2 separate regions of the Mus musculus genome follow, and region 2 is linked to region 1. Evidence: chromatin loops called from intact Hi-C (ENCODE). Cell type or tissue: heart. All regions are shown on one strand. Links, peaks and the distances in the headings refer to the core of each region. The heading gives the core; the rest is flanking DNA. Region 1 holds the start of Gm35196 (a long non-coding RNA gene). Region 2 has its middle 31 kb from the start of Gm46480.

What was found. Hi-C counts contacts between places; a loop is a spot of excess contacts. Peaks named below come from ENCODE experiments on the same cell type or tissue, not always from the same donor. Only the 100,000 strongest peaks of a DNase experiment are listed, where the experiment ranks them.
Region 2: it touches region 1 in a loop (4-fold over the local background); 6 of 42 quality-filtered maps call a loop at or near these places.

What each region holds. Positions count from the first base shown.
Region 1 is chr14:61,684,235-61,695,016 of GRCm38, reverse strand. Gm35196 (a long non-coding RNA gene) reads left to right here and starts at 4,419. Exons shown (of 4, transcript XR_003951167.1): 1 at 4,419-4,443; 2 at 5,059-5,111; 3 at 5,470-5,842; 4 at 6,050-8,231. In heart, for the core only: a CTCF peak has its summit at 6,151; DNase peaks (open chromatin) are centred at 7,996 and 8,516; H3K4me3 peaks cover 3,631 bases; H3K27ac peaks cover 559 bases; H3K27me3 peaks cover 3,538 bases.
Region 2 is chr14:61,733,067-61,743,848 of GRCm38, reverse strand. No RefSeq gene overlaps it. Among named protein-coding and RNA genes, the nearest start is that of Gm46480, 31 kb to the right of the region's middle. In heart, for the core only: no CTCF peak of the experiment used is centred there; DNase peaks (open chromatin) are centred at 6,008 and 7,288; H3K27ac peaks cover 384 bases.

The sequences.
Region 1 (10,782 bases), core at 1,379-9,378:
CTGGGCTCAGGAAGGCTTTCCAGAAGCTCTCTGCCAGCATTACAACAGGAGACAGGCCAATCAGCCCTCCCCAGACTTCACTGCTCTGTAAGGAAAACAAGATACTGAGATGGACTTTCAACTGTAAATTCTGGAAAAGTTACACTGGGCCTTTTAAGCCTCAGCTCTGTTCCCAAAGCCTGGGCACGGGGTAGCGGGGCAGCGATAGAAGCAACCACATGGAAGCCAGCTTAGGTGCGAGGAAGGAGATTCAACGTACGTTGTACAGTCTACCTTGGTGCAGCCATTCGTGAAGACAATTTGACCCCTTGAATTAAAGGTCTGAAGAAGTATGCCTGCCATAGTACTCAGACAAAGACACACACAGGTACTCAGTGCAGCGTTACCTATGATAGAAAAAGGCTGGAAAGTAGCCCAAATGTTTAATAAGAATTTTATTAGACCAAGTATGGAAGTGTGGTGTATATATATACAAATATACGTTCATATATACATATTTATATACATATATACATACATATATATATACATATATATATATATCCAAGTATAGTACACACACACACACACACATATATATTGTGGCACATGTTTTTAATTCTAACACTCTGTGAGGTCAGGACCAGTCTGGCCTACCTAGCAAGTTCTAAGCCATCAGAGCCACATAGTGAGACTCTGTCTGAAAATAAGTAAATAAAAATGTGGTGTCTTCTTTCCTAGATTATGGCATGTAGCTTTTTTTTTAAAACATGTTATTGAGCAATATTTAGTGGTATAAGTAATATTCAAAGCTATAAAAGTTAAAAAGGGCCGGGTGTGGTGGTGCACGCCTTTAATCCCAGCACTCGGGAGGCAGAGGCAGGTGGATTTCTGAGTTCGAGGCCAGCCTGGTCTACAGAGTAAGTTCCAGGACAGCCAGGGCAATCCAGAGAAACCCTGTCTCGAAAAACCAAAAAAAAAAAAAAAAAAAAAGCACATTCGGATGATATATTTGTTTATATTTTATTTTAAGATACAAAGGAGAAGATGGTACCTAGCATGCAGGTGGCCCTGAGTTTGATTCACCACAGGGGGGCCAGGGGTTGACATCAATAAGAGCATTCATTACCTCTAGGTCAGAGGTTCCCAACCTGTTCATGGAAACCCCTTTGGGGGTCACATATCATACATTATGATTCATAAGAGTAGCAAAATTACACTTATGAAGTAGCAGCGAAAATAAAGTTTTGGTTGGGAGTTAGAATAACATGTTAAAAGGTGGCAGTATTAGGAAGGTTAAGAACAACTGGTCTGGAAAGATAGTAAGAGAATCAAACTTGGGGACCAGGGAATTGGTTCAGTGTAAGTGCCCACTGCTCTGAAAAGTGAACCAGGATCCTGTACTGCATTAGGCAGCTCCATGGGACCCAGTTTCCTGTTTTGTTACCTTGAGCATCTGCACACATACTCATACCAACATACACATGAGTAAAAACAAAATTTTAAAGCCAAAGTAAATTCTATTTCCTTTTTTTTATGACTTTCTGTATTTTTCAAACTTCTTACAATGAAAATATATTTGCATAAGCAGGTGAAAAATGAACTAATTTTTAAAATCAGCCACATGAGTTATGCTTGCAAAGAAATGGCTTCTTCCATTTTGCCTTAGCGATGAAACCTGACTCCCGGCACCTCAAAAGGCCAGCCTGAACTTCCCCAAATTCTCAGTCTTCGTCCCCGAGTCCTTTTCCTGAGTTAGCATTGGCAAAGACTTATAGAAAATTAGACCATAAGAACCAAGTGTCTCCTAAGTTTCAGTCTAAGTAAATGAGAGTGTGTGTGGTCCAAGAATTTGTTAGTGAAAATGAACACCCAGGGGGATTATCTTGCCTTTGATCTAAGCTGATGAAAGTGTTGGTGTTTCATTCCTTGATTACAAGTGGATTCAAAAGGATGGTATTCTGTTAGTTTATCCATTCTGTTGTTAAATGCTATATGCCTCTTGTGTGGTGACATGGTGCCAGGTCTGCAATACAAAGAAGGAAGGGCTAGTCTCTCATAGGCCAATGATACAACTTCCTTACGGTCACCTTCAGCTATAGCTGTTCTTCCTTCCTTACGAGCCTTTTGGTCAAAGTTTTATTTGAAGAGGCTGGGGAAAATGGCTCAGCAATTAAGAGAGCATATTGCCTGTGCAGAGGACCCAAGATGAGTTCGGTTCCCAGCATTCATACTGAGCAGCTCACAACTACCCATGACATCAGATCCAGGGGACCTGACGCTCGCTCCTCTGGCCTCCAAGAGACACGAGATTTAGGGTCTTGTTTCTTAATGGAAAATCCAGGCTCCACCTCTAGTAAATTTCCCTCTAGAGGAGTGATGTGAATTGTACAGTTTTGGATTTTTATTTTTGTTTTTCAAGACAGGGTTTCTTTGTGTAGCCCTGGATGTCCTGAAACTATCTCTGTGTACCAGGCTGGCCTCAAACTCAGAGATCCTCCTGCCTCTGCTTCCCAAGTGCTGGGATTAAAGGTGAGCACCACTACTGCCTGGCATGAATTGCTGTTTTAACAAGTTACCTTCATGTCTTCCAGGTCTGAGAAACAGGAAAAAAAAAAAAAAAAAAAAAACCTGGACAGATGCAGCTCAGTATATTCCTAGATCCAAAAAGACTTTGGACACCTGTTACGGCACATTTTATAATATGCTGTAACCTATGTCATCCATGGCCGCTCTGGAGACTTCCCATCAGATTTGCCCATACCAGGGTTAATTCCTTACTTGTTCATCTGCTCAGACTCTTATCTTTCTTCGCAGGCGAATGACACCACATCCTTTTAACATTGTAAGGGACCATGAAGCTGGGGGTTGTTTGGTTTGGAGGCATCTTGTCTTGTTGTTTGGTTGGTTGTTTTTGAACATGTTGTGTTTTGAATGTGACATATACCCATGCTATACCTACATGCTCGAGCATTTGGGGGGCCCTTGTTCCCCATCTTGTGACTATACTTTGGAAGGTTATTGAACCTGGAGGAGGTGCCTCCCTGGAAGAAGTGAGTCACTGGAGCCTTGGGGTTTAGTAGCTCACCCCCACTTCCGGTGCACTATCTTTTTTTTTAATCTGCTGAAAGGTGACCAGCTGCCTTCCTCACACTCCCACCAGCAAATATCTTTGTCCTTTTGACACAAACCTAGACATTATCTGGAAAGAAGGGATTTTTTTTTCAATTTTATTTTATTAGATATTTTCTTCATCTACATTACAAATGCTATCCTGAAAGTCCCCTATACCCTACCCCCACCCTGCTCCCCTACCCACCCACTCCCACTTCTTGGCCCTGGCGTTCCCCTGCATTGGGGCATTGAGAAAATACCTCTATAGCGTTGCCTGTAGGCAAAGCAAGGCTGTGGCGCATTTGCTTGATTAATGATTGACATGGAGGGCCCAACTCCTTGTAGCTGGTGCTGCTCCTGGTTAGGTGGGCCTGGGTTCTATATGGAAGCATGCTGAATAAGCCAAGGGGAGCAAGCAGGTCAGCAGCATTCCTCTGTATCAGTTCCCACCTTCGGTTCCTGCCTTGTCTTTCCTCAGTGATGTGCTACACCCTCAATGATGAAATGGATGATGAAATGGACCCTTTCCTTCCCAGGTTGCTTTTGGCCATGGTGTTTATTACAGTATTAGGACATACACCTCTGGGTACCATGCAATACCATGGCTCTGCATGCTTCACTTCCCACGCCAGTGGGGAGATTCCAGGCTAATCCCCTCCTACATTTCCACTCTGCTCCACACACAGTTCCTCTGCTCTCTGTGTTCCAAGGATACCATCTTGTAATTAGCCATCCTCACTTCACCCTGGCCATGCACACACACACCCTCGTCTGTCCCCCATTAGAGCATGTCTCCGCTGTTTCTCTATAGAAAACAAGAATCTGGTTTGTGAACTCTATGGGGACAAGAGCTGTCTTGTTCACTCTCCCAAGCCTGGGTTTCACATGCAGCAGCTACTTAATAAGCAACATAATTGTTAGCTGAATTACCTTCTTCTGGCAAGTGGGGATGAGAACAAACACTTGACCAAAGGATGAATAGAAAGGAAACAGGAAGAAACTTAAATACAGTATATTCAGTCAGGAGAATGCACACTTCGATCTGAGCTTGGTCTCAGCTCTGGTCCTGTACTCTCCACCTCTAGGTGGTTTTACCAGCCTTCCTCTGACACTGGGCAAGAACTACCTTAATGTCCCATACACACACACACACACACACACACACACACACACAGGGTGGGGGCCAGTCCTGTCTGATGGATACGTTCATGCTTCTCCTAGGGTCACATGGGACTCCTTTCCAAGTGGGCCATAACAGTCTCTTACCACAGGGTAGCCCACTTGCCCAACACAGGCAAAACTTCTCCTAGTGACCCAGCATGTGATCAACACCCTCTCTCCCAAAAAATGGTGAGTACCCTTTCATGTATTTCTCAGGGAATGTAGGCCTCACTAGAAGGAGAGAACAAAAATTTAAATGTATTTGGACAGCCCCAAACTCAGGCTACTAAGAAGGCAATGGGCCTTAAGTTCACTGATTGCAAATTTGGGAAACTTAGGTAATGCTTAGTCAAAGAAGAAACAGGAGCTAACTTCTGCCCAAAGGTTAATGTGTCCTGGAAATACCCTTGTGAATTCTCTACCTAAATTTAGTCTGGTGTCTGAGGCTTCCCTTCAGCCCTCTTGAGGTAATCCCTATGGGATCTTAGGCAAGACCTTCTCCAGTGCCTAGAAGGCCTAGGCCTCTGAACTACCTTGTCTAGCAACTTTGAGTCAGGCAGGATTCCCTTCTCCCAGTGGCTCCAGGGCTTCGGGGACCCTCACTCTGAGTGCTTCTGCTGTTACTGGCAGGATACAGAGAAAAGAGGTCTTCCCTTCTCCTTACCAGAATTGTTTGAGCTCTGAGAAGCAGTTTCCCCTGCGAGCCCCTCGCTCTCGGGCCAAGCCGCTCAAATACCTGCGGCTTTGCCGCTGCGTGGGAGCCCGCGTGGGTTTTTCTCGGCTGTCGCTTCTTCATTCCCCTAGCTCCGTCCGGATACCTGCATGGCTGCGGAGCACCCAAAGAGCCAAACAGGGAGGTAAGGACACTGTCAGTTCGGGCAGACGCGACCGAGTTGGACCCCTATGTACTCAAATGGGAAAGCTCTACGAAGGCAATCCGGGCTGCGGGGGTGCGGTGGAGTTCAGGGCCGAGCTCAAATCTCAGTTCTCAAAAATAAGAATATATCCTGGTCACGCTGACGCAAAGACCCCAAGTGACGGGTCGCAAGTCATCGTGAGCTGGCCCTCCCTGCGCTGCGTCCAGTTTGAACTAGACACAGGGATCCAGGATTCTCCCGCAAGGAGGACTTTGACGGGGCTACGGCCTGAGCCCCAGACCACAGCTCCCAGAATGACTCAAGCGTTTCGGGTTTTTTCCCCCCAATTGCGAAGCAGACGTGCTGCTCTGAACTTCCCATGACCTCCTCTGCACCGCGCTCACCGCTCTGCGCAAGAAGGAACCCGGCGCGGGATTCCGGAGAAGTCACGGGCGAGCCTCAGGATTGCAGACCATTGGGATGGAGACTGGAGATAAGTGCAGAAAACTTGTGTGTGGTACACTTTTCTAGAACTAGCGAACCCATCAAAAGAGATGGTCCTAGGGTTGCAAATGCGTCCCTCTATATGTAAAGAGATGTCGTAAGGGCACCCGTGTGCAAACATTGACACCAAGTTCTTATTACGCATGACGCTTAAATTTTGTTGTAGTGTTGGAGACAAATGCGCTGAATCCAAGCACGCATCTCTAAAAGAGTTCCACACTGATTAGGTGAGAATCTTCTTTCCCGAGTGGATAGCCTGAATCCAGGGAACTGAGACCTGTTGCAGTGAGAGGTCACCTGCTATAGTCACCCAGTCCTTTGGGGGGGGGGGGGGGAGAGAAAGAGAGAAAGAAAGAGAGAGCGCAGTGTTAATTCTCTGCTATTTAGAGAGCAGTGCAAAGTTGCCAGGAAACTCACTTTCTGTTTACTCCCAGTTGAAAGGGCCACAAAGAAAAGAATCCAGGACTAGGTGACCGCTGAGCAATGTCACAAAGTGGCTCCAGCCAGCTCTCAGCCTCCAGTGTCTCCACACCCAGGACAGGAGGAGGGCGTAGGTGGGTTTTTCCAGCTTGTGGGTGTTAAACGCTTTCTCCAGTTTCCGATTTTATGCTTTTAAAAATGCACTTAAACCTCTATCAAAAAGAAAATCGGCCAAATTGCTTAGAAATACAAATTGCGCTCTGATCGATACAAGGTCAAGATAGGTCAGCAGTGGGCAGAGGCGGCTCCACCAGAGATGTTAGAAATGAGTAACAACCCACAAATTTCGTTCTTACTAAAGAAATAGGTAAAGGGAATCAAAGGGTAATAGTTACTATTACAGTCACTGAAAAACTCCAATTAATTTAATGTGTTTCAGATTTATATGTATGTAATCACAGTACTTTTATTCTGCCTAGCTATTTCCATTAAGTTTTAATATCTTATTAAAGTTCCCTGGGTAAATTTTCTGAGTTTTTATGTGAGCGGAGATTACCTTAACCAGAAGCAAAGTTTAACATAATTTCCTTAGACGCAGTTAAGTCTGTATCTTCTGCCAACATTTTTAAATGCAGGAAGAAGTGAAAGGAGGTAAGGAAAATTCTAGGGAAGCACCTACTACGTGCAGGCACCGGATAAGACTAGCTTAAACATTTTATTTCACATTAATAACTGCCTATCCGTAAAAGATCTTTTTTTAAAAAGCCTGAAATGTCCATCTTCTTCCTCCAAACTAAAGTGTACAGCTTACGTAATTTTATTTTATTCGCAAGAATTTCGTTTTTAATACTTCCTTATTGGAAGTGAAAAACAGCCAAAGAAAATGAAAAGATCCATACTTAGTAATATTTAAGGTTTTGTTTTGTTTTTTTCAAAAAACGGACTACACCGTTTAGTATTCGTATTTGTCAAAAAAAAAAAAAAAAAAGCGGAGTTGTGGCTTAGCTCATGGTGATTTTTTTTCCTAACTCTTTCAGTTTCTGTAAAAATAAAGCCCTATCAGTATTGGGAAGGAGACCGGGCTTGTAATTAGGAACACGTCCTTGTTGGGGGGCGAAGGGAAGTACGGAAGGAGGAAGGGTGAGAGACAGAGAGACAGAGACAGAGAGAGCGCTGCTCACACACAAACAATGCACAATTAACCGTGGCTGTACATTAAAAGGAACTAAAAACTAGTTGTTTTTGCGAGGGTATGTAAACTGCGGCGTAGAGGCTAAGGTGAGAGGGCTATGCATTGTTGTAGGAGATATGATTGAAGCAAGCACCTGAAAAAGAAAAATAAGACAGAAAGTAATCGTGAAGAAAGGGGAGGGGGAGAGAAGAGAATCAGGTGAGAACAAGGAACAGCGGCCAGAAACTGTGGGAAGCAGTCAAATCTCCACATTTTCAGCTCTTTTAATTAATGGGATGGGGGGAGGTCTCACTATAATTGGGAATAAATGGTTGTCTGATGGAAGTCTATTAGTTATTCTATTTGTGCTGGGGTGGGGGGTTTGTTTGTTTTTCCAGATTCTCAAAAAAGTTATTTCGAGATACAACCAAATGTTTTGACTGGGTGATCGAAAGCCAGGCGAAGCATTTCCTGCTGTGATTGCCGGGAGGTGAACAGCCTTACACCCAACGCACCCCACGCCCAGCAGCCTGAGGAGTAGCGCCCTGCAGCCCACGCCTGGGCAAGCGCGATGGGGGACACAGAGTTCAGTTCGGAGGCCTGGCTTTAGACTTGCTTTGGTTTTCTTCGGGAAGGGGAAATGGGCGTAGTTCTGTGTGGATTTTCACTTTAGAAACTTGGGAAACTGGGTGGTTTTCAACTGGGCTTCTGGTGGCCGAGGCTCCCTTGCCTCTCCGGGTGTCACAGGAGCGCGAGGCGAGAGGCGCTACTTTCGACGAACCTCCCTCTCCCCAGCCTTGAATGGGGACGCGCCTCCGCCGGCTTTGAAGGCGACTTGGCGACCTCAGTGCCCCGCGGCTCGGCACCGGTCCAGCCCCGCTCAGGGAGAAGCCCACTTGGGAGTCTCTTCCCTCGGAGCGAGTCAGTGCCCAGGCACTCCCCGGACACTGAGTTCAGGAGCTCCCTGCTGCGGGCCCCTTTCTTTACTTACCCTCGTTTTCTTTGGAAGCATTCCCCCGCCCCTCCCCCCCCCCCCCCCCCCGTAGCAGACACTCTGACCTGCAGCCTCCGCTTGCTCCCTGCTGAACGCACCCGCCCCGACCCCCAGGACCCTACCCGGACATCTTGTGAACTGTGTCAGCGTCCCCACACCCCACCGCGTCGCGCCTTTTTTTTTTTTTTTTTTCCCCGCTTCAAGGTTTCCTGGACTGAGTGGGCGGAAAACGGAGGAGGTTCGGCTCCTGTACCTCTTTGCAGCCCCTAACCCACGCCGAACCCTCGCCAGAAACCCGCTGGATTGTGAAAGAACCCGGTGGTGGGCGGGGGTGGAACGCTACCTGGGGACTTGTGGAGTGTTTGGCACAGTCTTGGGTACACTAGTGTTTCCCCCAAGGGAGTTTTCTTCGCCTCGCAGCCAGCACGAGGTGTCCGAGGTTTTTAGTAACTAACCGCGAAGGCAGTCTCTTGTCCCTTTCTCCAACTTCAGGACATCTGATCTACAACCTTAAACTTTCTCCTTTTGGTTGAAGTCAGCCGCAGCTTAGCGACCTCAGCTGAGGCCGGGGAGAGCTCGATGCTGGAGGGTTAACTCAAAAGCTCGGCGCCCAGAGGTCGCCTGAGGCCCTGTGGGTCGAGGCCAGACGCGCTGTTTGCAGGAGGAATTCCAGGAGGACTCTACCAGGGCACGCAGCCGGCTAAAACAGGCGCTCCCTTTTCCAGACCATATTCCTCATAAAATCTAAAGCCAGATGCATCGCTTGGGCCATGCTCCCATTTCACCTCGAAAGGCGTGGATTTATTTCCAAACTGGACTCCACACCAAGGTGTCTGACTCGGGTTTCAGTGGCGAGCGCAAAGGATGGCAGTTTGAGCATTTAAGTCTTAACTTTAGCTCAGGCAAAACATTAGTTATGAATGCATGGATTTTTTTTAAACTAAAGAACGTAGAGTGTGGATTTTTTTTTAAGCGCGTGCTTTTTGTTTAGAAAGAATGGAGGGCAAGACCAACTTCACAATCACAGACGCCCACTTTAACAGCAACACCCCATGGAACCCGATCACGAAAACACGTCATTTGCAAGAGTGAGAAAACTAGCCATATAATAAGACCAAAGGTCGAACTTGGTAAACGCAGACCTTTTATAATCTCTTGAGTCAAAACTAGCTTTTGTGCTGGGTAATTTTATTTTTTTAAGAAATGGGGGAAAGCTAAAAAGAGAGCGTCAGGGTCTATTTCCTAGGTAGCTTGCCTCACTCATATAGAGGGGAAAGAGGATAAAGTGGGCCTTCCCTTTCAGTTAGGGCTTTCTGATGTTTACCAAGAGGGTTCCGGGGGTAGAAATATCTGCCTTTCCAGGTTTCGACCAAGAGAACTTATGAAAGGCAAGGCCATTTTTTTTTTTTTTGAGTCCTGTGGTTAAATTATTGGCGAAGCTGAGTCTGAACAATGCAAATACATACAGGACTCCTAGTCTTGGGTTTTACAGAGCGAATGACCTCAGTGCAAAAGCAAAGCGCCTCTGAGCAGCTGGAAGGGTAATGGCTGTCTGCTAAGTCCTTAGTCAGGTGTGGGTGAGCAGGGCGAGCACTCCAGCAAACGGTTTCCACTTTCAACTCCCCGAGACCCTGCAGGTCTTTCTCACACTTGCCCAGACCTACAGATACTGCTGCAACAAAGGTGTTACTAAACAGAATAAAGTGTGTGGTAAAGAAAGTATGGGGGTGGGGTGAGGGTGGAAGCTGTTTCAAGTCAGTGTTGTTTCTCTGTGGGGGAAGAAGGGGAAGCGAGGACACGTTTTAGCTGACTAGATTGACACCAGCTGCCATTCCTGAGCGCCCCAGTTGTGTTTGGTTACCTTCACCTCGTAAGATGCCTTCCCTGAACTGCTAAAGTCGGCCCACCCGTCTCTTTGAAACCTGCCGGAGGCCGCCTTTGTCACTGCAATGACTCCTATGAGGGAAGAGGGATACCACTAGTTTCGTGAAGTCTTTTAAATTGTATAGAACTTTGGTTATTTGCGTGTGGGCGGGATGCTTATCCAGTTTCAGCCGGGCAAGAATTCCGTGGGCCTCGAGTCCCAAGAGGCCTTTGCGCACCCTCGCCTGCGTTCCTGCCTGAGACCCTGCTAAGACATCTGCCACTAGAAGCCAAACTCGTTCGTGTCACACTCCTTTACTTCTGCAGGGTCTCAGTCTTCAACTTCGAGACCCAGACCAAACTCTCCATGCAAGATTGATGTACTATCCATATGCACTTTTCCGGAGATGGGAGTTTGGGGGGAGGGGGACCCTTCGCAACCTAGGACAGATCCTGGCAACTCCTGGGCTTCCTTCGGGAACAGCTCCCCCCACCCCCACCCCCATCTCGGCCAATGTTTGCGACCCTACACTTAGGTCTGCCACCGCTGCCCTTAGGGAAGTGGCTGTGACTGATGCGCCTGAAGTGGTTTCGTTTTGATTCCCTTCCCTCCTCTCCGCGGCTAGGAAGACCGTGAAAGAACAAAGTGGGGGCGGAAAGCCGGTGTCTTAACAAAATAGCTGTGCCGCTGAGCCTTAGTCGGAGGACGGGGTAAGGCA
Region 2 (10,782 bases), core at 1,491-9,490, 49 kb before region 1:
GTGTGTGTGTGTGTGTGTGTGTGTGTGTGTGTGTGTGTGTGTGAGAGAGAGAGAGAGAGAGAGAGTGCTGCATATCAACAAATGCTAACGTTCCCACAGTAGTTAGACTCTGCACATATACCTTCTTCCACACCTTAAATCATCTCTAGATGATTTATAATCCTCAGATAAATTTGAATAGCTGTTACTGTATCTGTATTGTTTAGGATTAGTGACAAGAAAAAGTCTGTCCTTTTTTTTTTTTGCACAGGCACAGTTTTCTGCCCCAAAATATTTCCTATTTGTTTTTGGTGAATCTGCTGATGTGCAACATACAGATGGGGCCAACTGGATAACAGATGGCAGAGTCCAGCGCAGCGCAGCATCACCTTAGTCATGGAAGCCAGAGGCTTCCTCCCAACTGCTTCACTAGCAGTGATCACTCAAAGAGATTACCTGAAGGGGTGAATTTCATACAGGACCTCAGAAATGTCCAATCTCCGTCCAAGATTTCTAAGTGGTAGGTCTCACTCCTGCTCAGCAGGGCCCACCGCAGACCCGGGCGTGTCATGGAGGCTGCTTAGCTAGCCTGTTTTCCTCTCTTCCAAATAGCTAACATCTTTAGCAGCATCCTGTGCCTGAGTCCACATCCTACATAAACATCAATAGCATCATACAACCGTGCTCACAAAAGCCATATCACTACCTGCCAAATTCACAGCTAAGGAAACGTGCAGAAAACGGCCACATCAGGAGCTGGGATGATCTGTCCTGGTCATAGTCCCAGGTTGGTACTTGCCTCTCAACAGAGCCTCAGAAGACAATTAAACATAGACCTGAAACTCCAGCTGTCAGACTACACATGCTCCGTCAACCACATCTCGGCCTCCTCAGATGCCCTCACTTCTTGCCTCATCAGACGACCCCACCTCTCCGCCTCCCTCTGTGCCCTGCCTTTCTTTATCAATTCTTCTAGGCGCTTCTTCCTTCCATACCTGTGGCGAGAGGAAATGCCGGGAAAATTCCCCATGAGTTCCTTTGGCGGGATGCCCACACAATGAACTCTCTCCCATTGATCCCCAGGCTACTGATTTAAATTAGTAAAAATCCTCTAGGCCAAAAATTTCAAGCAATGTCCATAATGTTGATGCTAGTGCTGGTTTGAACTTTTAATAAGTGTGCTAGATTGGTTGGAACTAAGTAGAGAAGAACAGCTAATGGCAGGTAGGAAGAACCTGTTGATTGCCAGTCAAGAGTCACACAAGCCAGACCCTGTACTTGTCTGGGAGGTGATTCAGTCCAGCAGGACCATACTCTTCAGCCATGGTGCCACTGAAAAAAACACGTTGTCTTCCTCCATCTTAGCCACCATGACCCTTAGAACCCCTGGGTTCCCCAAAATGGCTGAGTTAATAAAAAGGGGATGAGGGGTGGCTGAAGAGATGGCTCAGTGGTTAAGAGCACTGATTGTTCTTCCAAAGGTCCTGAGTCCAGCAACCGCATGGTGGCTCACAACCATCTGTAATGGGATCTGATGCCCTCTTCTGGGGTGTCTGAAGAGAGCTATAGTGTACTCATATATATAAAATAAATAAATCTTGGAACTGTTTTTACAGATTCAAGCAGAATGCCTCTTTGTTCTAATAAACCCCTTGGTAACACCAAAAAAGAAGGAGGAGGTGGGGAGAGGGAGGAGGAGGGGGGAAGGAGGAGGAGGAGGAGGAGGAGGAGGAGGAGGAGGAGGAGGAGAAAGTAGTAGTAGTAGTGGTTGTTGCTTTTTAAAACAAGTAAAAATAGCATTGCTTGTTTTATTGTTGTTGTTACTGATAATGTTTCTTTTTAGAAACATGATCTCACTCTGTAGCCTGGCCTGGTCTCCAATTTGCAGTCCTCCTGCCTCAGCCTCCCAAGTGGTGAAATTACAGAAGTGTGCTACCACACCTGGAACTGTTATTTGTGACATGAAGGAAGGAAAGTACGGGTAAATTCTTGCATGAGCCTAAGGAAGTTAGACCATCTCTTAGGTCGCTGGTGAGGACAGCAAAGAACAACTTGAATAAAAATACTGAAGACATAGCAGACAGAGGTGTCAGGGGCCTGAGGAAGCGGTGGGTGCAGCAGAGTAGTGATGGTCTTTGTTGCCTGGCTCACAGTGTGTGCAAATAGGTGTACACTTTAATTACGTTTTAGTTTCTCTGTTACTGCTCTTGTTAGCCCATGATCATCATTGTGGAAAATGGACAAGCACAGGCTAGAGCAATAGCTGAGAGCTTTATATCATGATCTGCAGGCAGCAGAGAGAGAGAGAGAGAGAGAGATTGGGTCTGGCCTGACTTGGCCTGGCGTGGCTTTTGAAACCTCAAAGCCCACTTCCACCCCACAGCAACACACCTCCCCCAACAAGACCACATCTCCCAATTTTTCCAAATAATTCAACTGAGGATGAGCATGCAAATATATGCAAATATAAGCAAATGTGGGAGCCATTCTCATTCAAACCACCACAAACTAGTTGACACTGTGTGTGTGTGTGTGCAGCAGTATGTCATCAGCGGTATGCTTTTACAGAGTAAAAGTCCATTTCATTTTGCTATCTTTTCACTTCAATCACTGTACTGGCTAGTTTTGTGTCAACTTGACATAGGCTGGAGTTATCACAGAGAAAGGAGCTCCAGTTGGGGAAATGCCTCCATGAGATACAACTGTAAGGCATTTTCTCAATTAGTGATCAAGGGGGGAGGTCCCCTTGTGGTTGGTGCCATCTTTGGGCTGGTAGTCTTGGTTCTATAAGAGAGCAGGCTGAGCAAGCCAGGGGAGGCAAGCCAGTAAGGAACATCCCTCCTTGGCCTCTGCATCAGCTCCTGCTTCCTGACCTGCTTGAGTGCCAGTCCTGACTTCCTTAGTGATGAACAGCAGTATGGAAGTGTAATATTCAGTGTAAGCTGAATAAACCCTTTCCTCCCCAACTGCTTCTTGGTCATGATGTTTGTGCAGGAATAGAAACCCTGACTAAGACAATCACCTAAAAGAATTCAAGCTTCTTTCTTTAATTCAGCCAGAGTGCTGATATATGAAGAGTAGAAAACCCAATACAAAGTGGCAGTGCTTTTCCAGTTCATCCCATGGCGTCCACAGCACTTACAGTCTCCCTTCTTAGGGCACACTCTCCAGTTGCATACTGATGGTAAACTGCAGCCAGATAGGTGGGTAGCGTTACCTTCTGCATGACGTAGGCTTCTGTAACTGCATCCGCAATGATGAAGTGCTGAGTTTAGCAACTGACCTACAAATCTGCCCAATTAACAATGAGCTCTAGCAAGCTGTGTGAGTCATTTAGACGATGCCACTGCCTATGAACCCATTCATTCCCCCAAGTTGCCATCTTAGCCATGTATTGAAAATATGTTTAATGATCAAGTATCAGTTACTATGATTATGCAATATTCTGAAAATATCTCTTTCATTGTAAGAGACTAGAAATTCTACTGGACCAAACAGCCAGAATTAATGATACGCCTTGAAGTCACTTAAGACTTAAGATTGATATCCTACTGTGCACTCGGCCTGCTTAACTTGCCTTTAAGAGCACAATATAACCACCAAACTCATTTGCCTTGGATTTACCATGCAATCAAGTTTTACAACCTAAGCTAATGCATAGCTGCAATCTAAAGTTAGGTGCTCTTTCATGTCCCTGACCCAGAACAGTCACGGGTAGCATTTGCTGAAAGCAGCAAACACAGATGTTGAAAACAATCTTCTAAAGTGAAGCTCCACCACAAATGTTGAACATAACGTATATATTTATATTGGTTGGTAAACAATGGTGTTTGTAATACTGTTTGTTATCTTGGTCAGTTGGGGCCAGTTGGAGTCCCTGACTCAGTCCTTTATAAACTCTGTTAAAGATTTCTATGAAGTATTCCTCAGCCCTTCCCCCATGTGATGTTCTCTGTGCTGTCCAACAAATACAAAGCAAATCCCTTTGTGAGGGACAGACAGACAGACACACACACATACAGTTACACATAGACAGACATTAACACAGACACAGGGACAGATTCACAAGATCCAGGCAAGTACAGATTCAGACTGTACAACAGACAGTGGAGCGAAGACACAGCAAACATAAAGTAGATAATTCAAATCTGGACTCATTCTTGGTTAAATGACTCCAGGGAGACACACTGGAGTCATTTCTTCCTTAATGCTACACTGATGTGTTCTTGGTGACTCAGAGTTAATCACCAATGTGTTTAACCCATGCAGACTATAATCTTTACCACCACTTCCTACCTTAAAGATTCAGGATAAATATAAAATAGGTTAAAAAAAAAAACTTTAAAAGCATTTTCTTCACACACATCCATTAAGAATCTTGAGTCAAATGATAGAATCCTCCACTGGTGGTGGCTCATGCAGGTAAAGGGTTATTACCTTCACAGAGTAAGCAATTGGGCTTATAACTTCATGGTCACAAGCGGCTGACCCAGCTCTAGGTTACATTTGTAATCAAGCAAAGATGAAGGGTCAAGAGCACAGTGTTTTGGGCACCCTTTCATCTGCCATCAGGAGCACAAAAGCTTTCTTGCAAATCTGCCTTCTCCTGTTCCTCCCCACCCCCTTCTTCCCAGCAGACTTCTGCTCAGGTCTCACTGATCAGAACTGGGTTTCTCAGTCATGCTGTCTTAGTTAGGGATGTACTGTTGTGAACAGATACCATGACCAAGGCAACTCTTAAAAGGACAACATTTAATTGGGGCTGGCCTACAGTTTCAGAAGTTCAGTCCATTATCATCAAGGCTGGAGCATGGCAGCATCCAAGCAAATGTGGGGCTAGAGGAGCTGAGAGTGCTACATCTTGTTCCACAGTCAAACAGGCTTCCAGGCAGCTAAGACAAGGGTCTTAAAGTCCACACTCACCGGGCAGTGGTGGCACACGCCTTTAATCCCAGCACTTGAGAGGCAGAGGTAGGCGGATTTCTGATTTCAAGGCCAGCCTGTTCTACAGAGTGAGTTCCAGGACAGCCAGGGCTACACAGAGAAACCCTGTCAGGACAGCCAGGGCTACACAGAGAAACCCTGTCTCAAAAAACCAAAAAAAGAAAAAATAAAAGTCCACACTCACAGTGACACAATTCTCCCAACAAGGCCACACCCACTCCAACAAGGCCACACCTCCAAATAGTGCCACTCCCCGGGCCAAGCATATTCAAAGCACCACCCATACCTAGCTTCAAACTCACTATCCTTATCTTCGGTGACAGATCCCAGTTGGCCTAGAATACTGTCACTGTCCAGGCTGGACATGTTGCTGCCAATATATGAACCAAATCTGAGTGTTCTCTGTAAGGAAAAGCAGACACAAGCTAGCAGCAGAATCTAGCCCTGTTCAGGTCAGTAGTGCTCACCAGAGTTTACACAGCAAAGAGCTGTTAAAGGCGCAGGAGTCAAGATGGGGTTTTGTCAGAGGGAAGGTAGAAAAATGAAAATTGCCTGGAGTCAACTCTCTTCTCTCAGGCAGATTCTTGCTGAGCGTACAAACAGGTCTCAAGCCTGGAGGTTGTACTACCTCTGCACCTCCAGCGGACTGTACAGCTTCTATAGGAATAGGAAATGAGTTGGAGACCAGGAAGCTTGACCCACACAGGCTCTCACTGCTGGACACATTAAACAGTGGTTTGGCTTGCGATTTTTCAACAGTAGATTGGGGAGAATGTGGCGTGCATTCAATATTTTGATTGTTAAATCTGAGTCCTTTCCTAGCCTAGCCATATGAAGTCTAGCCTCTATCTGGAAGTGAGGCCGTATCTGCCACAGCAGCTCCCAATCAGTGGGGCAATAACAAGCAGCAACACCAAGCCACCATAGCCTGAACTTGAAGTTCCTGTGTGAACCAAGGCTTGACCCTACTGTAGGCTGGTGAGCTTCTGAGTTAGGCTGCTTTGCACTACCCCACCCCGACCCCACCGCCAACTCCCTGCAAGCGGGCCTTTTCAAGGACTTGAGGCTTGCTTGCTCTTTCCTTGGTGCACAGTTTAATCCACAGATCTACGGTAGCTTCCTTCGCTCCCTCATTCCAACCTCTGGACTAGCTGAGGTTAATGAGTAAGGGGCTGGTCAGGTCAGGGCTTCCTTTTTGGCAAGGATGACAGAGTCTTCTCCCACAGTGAGTCAGGACATCAGCCCAGGGAGCTGCCAGCAAGGCCAGGCTTGGGAATGCTCCCTAGCCAATGACAAATACAGAAGTCATACTAGATCCTGGAAAAAAAAAAATGAGAATGGTCCACAGGGAGTTCCTCGGGAAGTGGGCTGGGGACTGTTAAACAAGGTTTAAACTGAAGTTAAAGCTCCCCACTTGCACTTCTGGGATAAAATAGAGCACTTTAATCAAGGGCAGTTATAAAGCAGGAAGTTCAATTTGCCTATTGAACTGAAACAAAACAAAACAGCAACTGTGCCTTGTTTGCTCCAAAGCAGCCCGACTACCATTCTAACCTGTGTGCAGAAAACTTGCACAGGAGCATCTAAATGTGTTCATTTTAGATTTTTCTCAACCAAAGTTCTCTCCTTAGAGTCTTTATTGTGGCGGGGGCAGGGAGGGGGAAGTGCTGCCTCTTTAAACAAGCTCTCTCTCCGGGTTTTAAAATGCTCAACTCGTTTCATTTTCTTGATAAAATTTATCTGTGATCAGGACTGAGTCAGACCAAAAATACTTCTATAAGATTTGACCTTTTACTGAAATCCCACATTGAGATAATACACCTAAAATGGTGGTTACCAGTAAGGCTTTTGTTTTTCAAAAGTACATTTAAAATAAATCACTTTTTTTCAAGCAGAAAACTGTTTTGAATTAAGTCCTTCACAGCCGATCAGCCTGAGAGTTCTCGCTCTTTGATTTCCTTTTCATGCAAATTACACCAGGAGAGTTGTGCGTGTGTAGCACTGTCCAAACCACATTTAGCTTTCACATTTACTTCGTGTCCAATTAAGTCTCACAAGTTTACTTGCCTGTAAGACTCTATAAGGATTACATTATTTTTTTTACTCCTAAAACAAAAACAATGCCAGCAAAAGCCATTTTTTATTGTTAGCGAATGAAACATTTTCCAATTTTACAAGGATAATTAATTCTTTGCACTTTTTCTCATGATGATGAAAATACTTTTTATTTTTGTGTGTACTCTTGTTTTTTATTGGCTAAATTTGCTTTTCAACAGTTCCATACCCACATACAACACATTTTGATGACTCTCAACCCTCCCTCCCCCTTACCGCCTTCCTTCCTGTACAGTCCCCACCCGGCTCTGCAGCTCTGCAACAAGTCACTTTCCTATGTCCAGGCCCCTTTGTTTCGTTCAGGGATTTTTAAAGCACGGTTGTCTGTGTGACCGAGAGTTTGGTACTCTCTGTTGGAGCGTACTCTCTGTTGGAGCGTGGTGGGCTCATCGTTGACTGTATGTTGAAAGGCAGTGAGGGCAACAACTTTTCATTCCTTCTGATGAAGTATTTTCATGTATTTTTTTTTCTTAATTCCAACAAACTCTTAAATGCTTTATTATTTAAAGAGTTTTTAAGGGCTTTTCATTTGAAGCTCTGTGACTTATTATAATAGCTACTCACCCCAGCTGTGAGGAGTGCCCACCTGGAGTTTAATCACCTGATTTCTCAGTGAATTCTTGTTTACCCTTGAAATGGGGGGGGGGGAGAGTGGGAGGGAGTGGTGAGGGGGAGACACAATTAATGACAGATTATCTAAAACAAAATCAACTCCAAAATTCCTGTGAGAGGCTATTTGTGTTAGTGGCAGATTTTGCGTTTTCCTTAGCAACTTGCTGTGAACACCTGAGGATAACAAAATTTTGAGCTGAACAGGAAGTCTAGGAAGAAAATCATTATGAAGCAATTACATCTAGTTTTCTAAATCACCATAAAAGGAATGTGCTGCCTCCAGAGTTAGCAGTGGTGAAGTGACAGGTTTTAAAATTGGATCAGAGAAGCAGGATTGGATGGATCTCAGGTAGTAAAGAGCTTCCCTGGCACGCACAAAGCCTTGCCTTCCATCCCCAACACCACAGAAGCCAAGCCAAGTTAGCTCGGGCCTGCAATCCCCACTTTCAGGAAGTAGAAGCAGGATGATAGGTTCAAGGTCATTTTAGCTAGCTGCACAGAGTCTGGCTGGGAAAAGCTAAAGATTTCATCAGCCCAAATGGCTGGTGTAAGCTAGAAAGGAGAATGAGCTGAATGGTGAGAAGCCGGATGGTTAGGCTCAGGGAAAGAGTCTCGGGCACGGTGTAGAGCAGTTAAGCCGCACTGCAACAGGTAGCCACCAAGAAGAGGGAGAATAGAAGAACAATGGAATAGGAAATCTGCTTCCAAGTCACAGGGGACAGCAGCAGCAGGAATGGCCACAGAATCTAAGGAAAGCCAGTCTTTTGTTTTAGGGTTTTGTTATTGTGTATTAGGTATGTCTTGTTTTGTTTATATTGCTGTGGATAAAACTTCTAGACAAGGCTAGCTATCTCAGACCTCAAGTCATCTGACACCTTTCTTTTGGACTAGCCACTGAGCAAAGAGAAAGTTTATCACAGAATAAAGACCATTGTAGCAGGTTTTGCCTCCTGGTCTATTGGACTAGAGATTGTAGGAGCTACACCTTTCATAAGCCAACCCCACAAGAAGGAGTCCCATACGCAGGATGTTCTGCACACCCCAACACTATTTTCCTGTGCTAATGAAAGAGTAGTAAACTCAGTGCTCCAAGGTATGCTAATCATAAAACAGATAGCGACATTCCTCCACCCACCCACTTCCTGGGTTCAAGGAGTATTCATTCAAAGAAAGTCACCCTGACCCACCCTGACCATTGCTGGAACCCGCTTTGCAAAGGTGCTATTGTTAGGGGCTCTTAGAAACTGTCTTAAAAGATAACCTGAATAATGTGACTTTGCACTTCCTTGTGACTCTTAACTGGTATCTTTGGTATCCCACACACACACACAACGCCCTCCCCACTTCCTTGAGTTGTGGTTTCTTCCTTTAAATACCCCCTTATCCAGCTACTCGGGGCGCCATGGTCCTCTACCCCTGCGTGGTGTATGACCATGGGCCCGAGAGCGCTCTTGAATAAAAAATCCTCTTGCAGTTTGCAGCAAGATCGTTTCTTGTGGATGATTTTGGGGTGTCGCCTCTCCTGAGTCAGAACATGGGGGAGTCCTCACGTTGTGGGTCTTTCACTAAGAGCCGTGTAATCTTACCAGCTAGGCCAGACGGATGTTGACAGCTTTTGCTTAGTCGTAGTCTCGACTGACGCGAGACACTGAAACAGAACAATTTTAACCCCAGCACTAGTGTGACAGAGGCAAGTGATTCTCTGAGTTCCAGACCAGCCTGGTCTGCATAGTAAGTTCCAGACCACCCAAGGAACTAAAGGAAGAAAAAAAGCATTTTATTGAGATGAGTCCGATCCAGTGTTCCTCTGAGACGAGGCAGGTTAGATGGAACTGATAGTAAGAAAAACTCGCTGGATCCTTGTGTCCTGTCACAAAAGCACAAACCCCTGCCTAAGTGGTCCTTGTGAAACCCGGTGACCTGTTGAGAGTTTATTTAAATGTCAGCACCTTCGAGGCATGGGAGGTAGCACCTTTTATAGAACTATGAGAGGACCACCATGCCACTTCTTGATGGCAGTGGGTGGCATATACTCTGGGGTTATGACACAAGACAAAGGAGATCTAGAGATTTATATAATTCTTTGAAAAAAAGAACATCCCATTTATTTATTATAAATATTATTACTTTATAATGTACTGTAACTTTCTCATGCTTTGCCTTCTGCTAAGTTCTGAAAGCATGGTCATGTCTATCATACAATCAATAACCAAACAAATATGTGGAAATTAAATTCTAACAAATATTTTGACACTATTCATAGACACTAATAGTTCACTTTGCAGGTTTAATTTTTATGTTCTTATTAGTTTATATTCATTATAGATAATACTAGGCTTCATCATAACATTTTCAAACATATAGATAGTACTTTTCTATCATGTTCACCCCCTTTACCCTCTCCTGTCTCCCACCTACTCTAACTAGTTTCCTTTGTCTTCTCAACTAGTCCTATCTACTTTATCTAGTCCCCTTCCTCTTCTCAACTAGTCTCCATTCCACTTTCAGTGTGTGTGTGTGTGTGTGTGTGTGTGTGTGTGTGTGTGTATGCCAGGTCAACTACATTTTGCATCACTAGACTATGGGATGTCCAGAAATATGGCCAAACATTACTCTCATGTGTCTAAAAGAGCATTTCTGGATGAAATTAACATGTGAGTTGGTAGGTTGAGTAAAATAGATTTTCCCTAATGTGATGGACCTCATCTAACCAGCGAAGGGCTGAGTAAGAGAATACTTTCTGCCCCACTGCCTTTGAGGTAGGACAGCTATCTTTTCCAGCCTTTAGAGTCAAGCTGAGAAAACAAACTCTTCCTGAGTATTAAGCTTGCCAACCTGCAAGCTGAAGTTATACGTCCAGCAATCTTAGGGCTTCATCTTGCCAACTCACACTGAATACAGACTTCTCAGGTTCCCCAGTGATGTGAGAGGATTCCTTATAAGAAATAGGCCTCCTCTACACAGACATACACACACTCCTATTGTTTTTGTTTCTCTATACAACCTTCATTAATACAAATGATTCTATAACCGAGTTGTCCCACAGATGAAGACATCATAGTTTCTTCTGTCTTAGGCACTTACCCCTCCCCCAGAACCACAACCCTTCCTTCTACTCTCACCTCCCAGCAG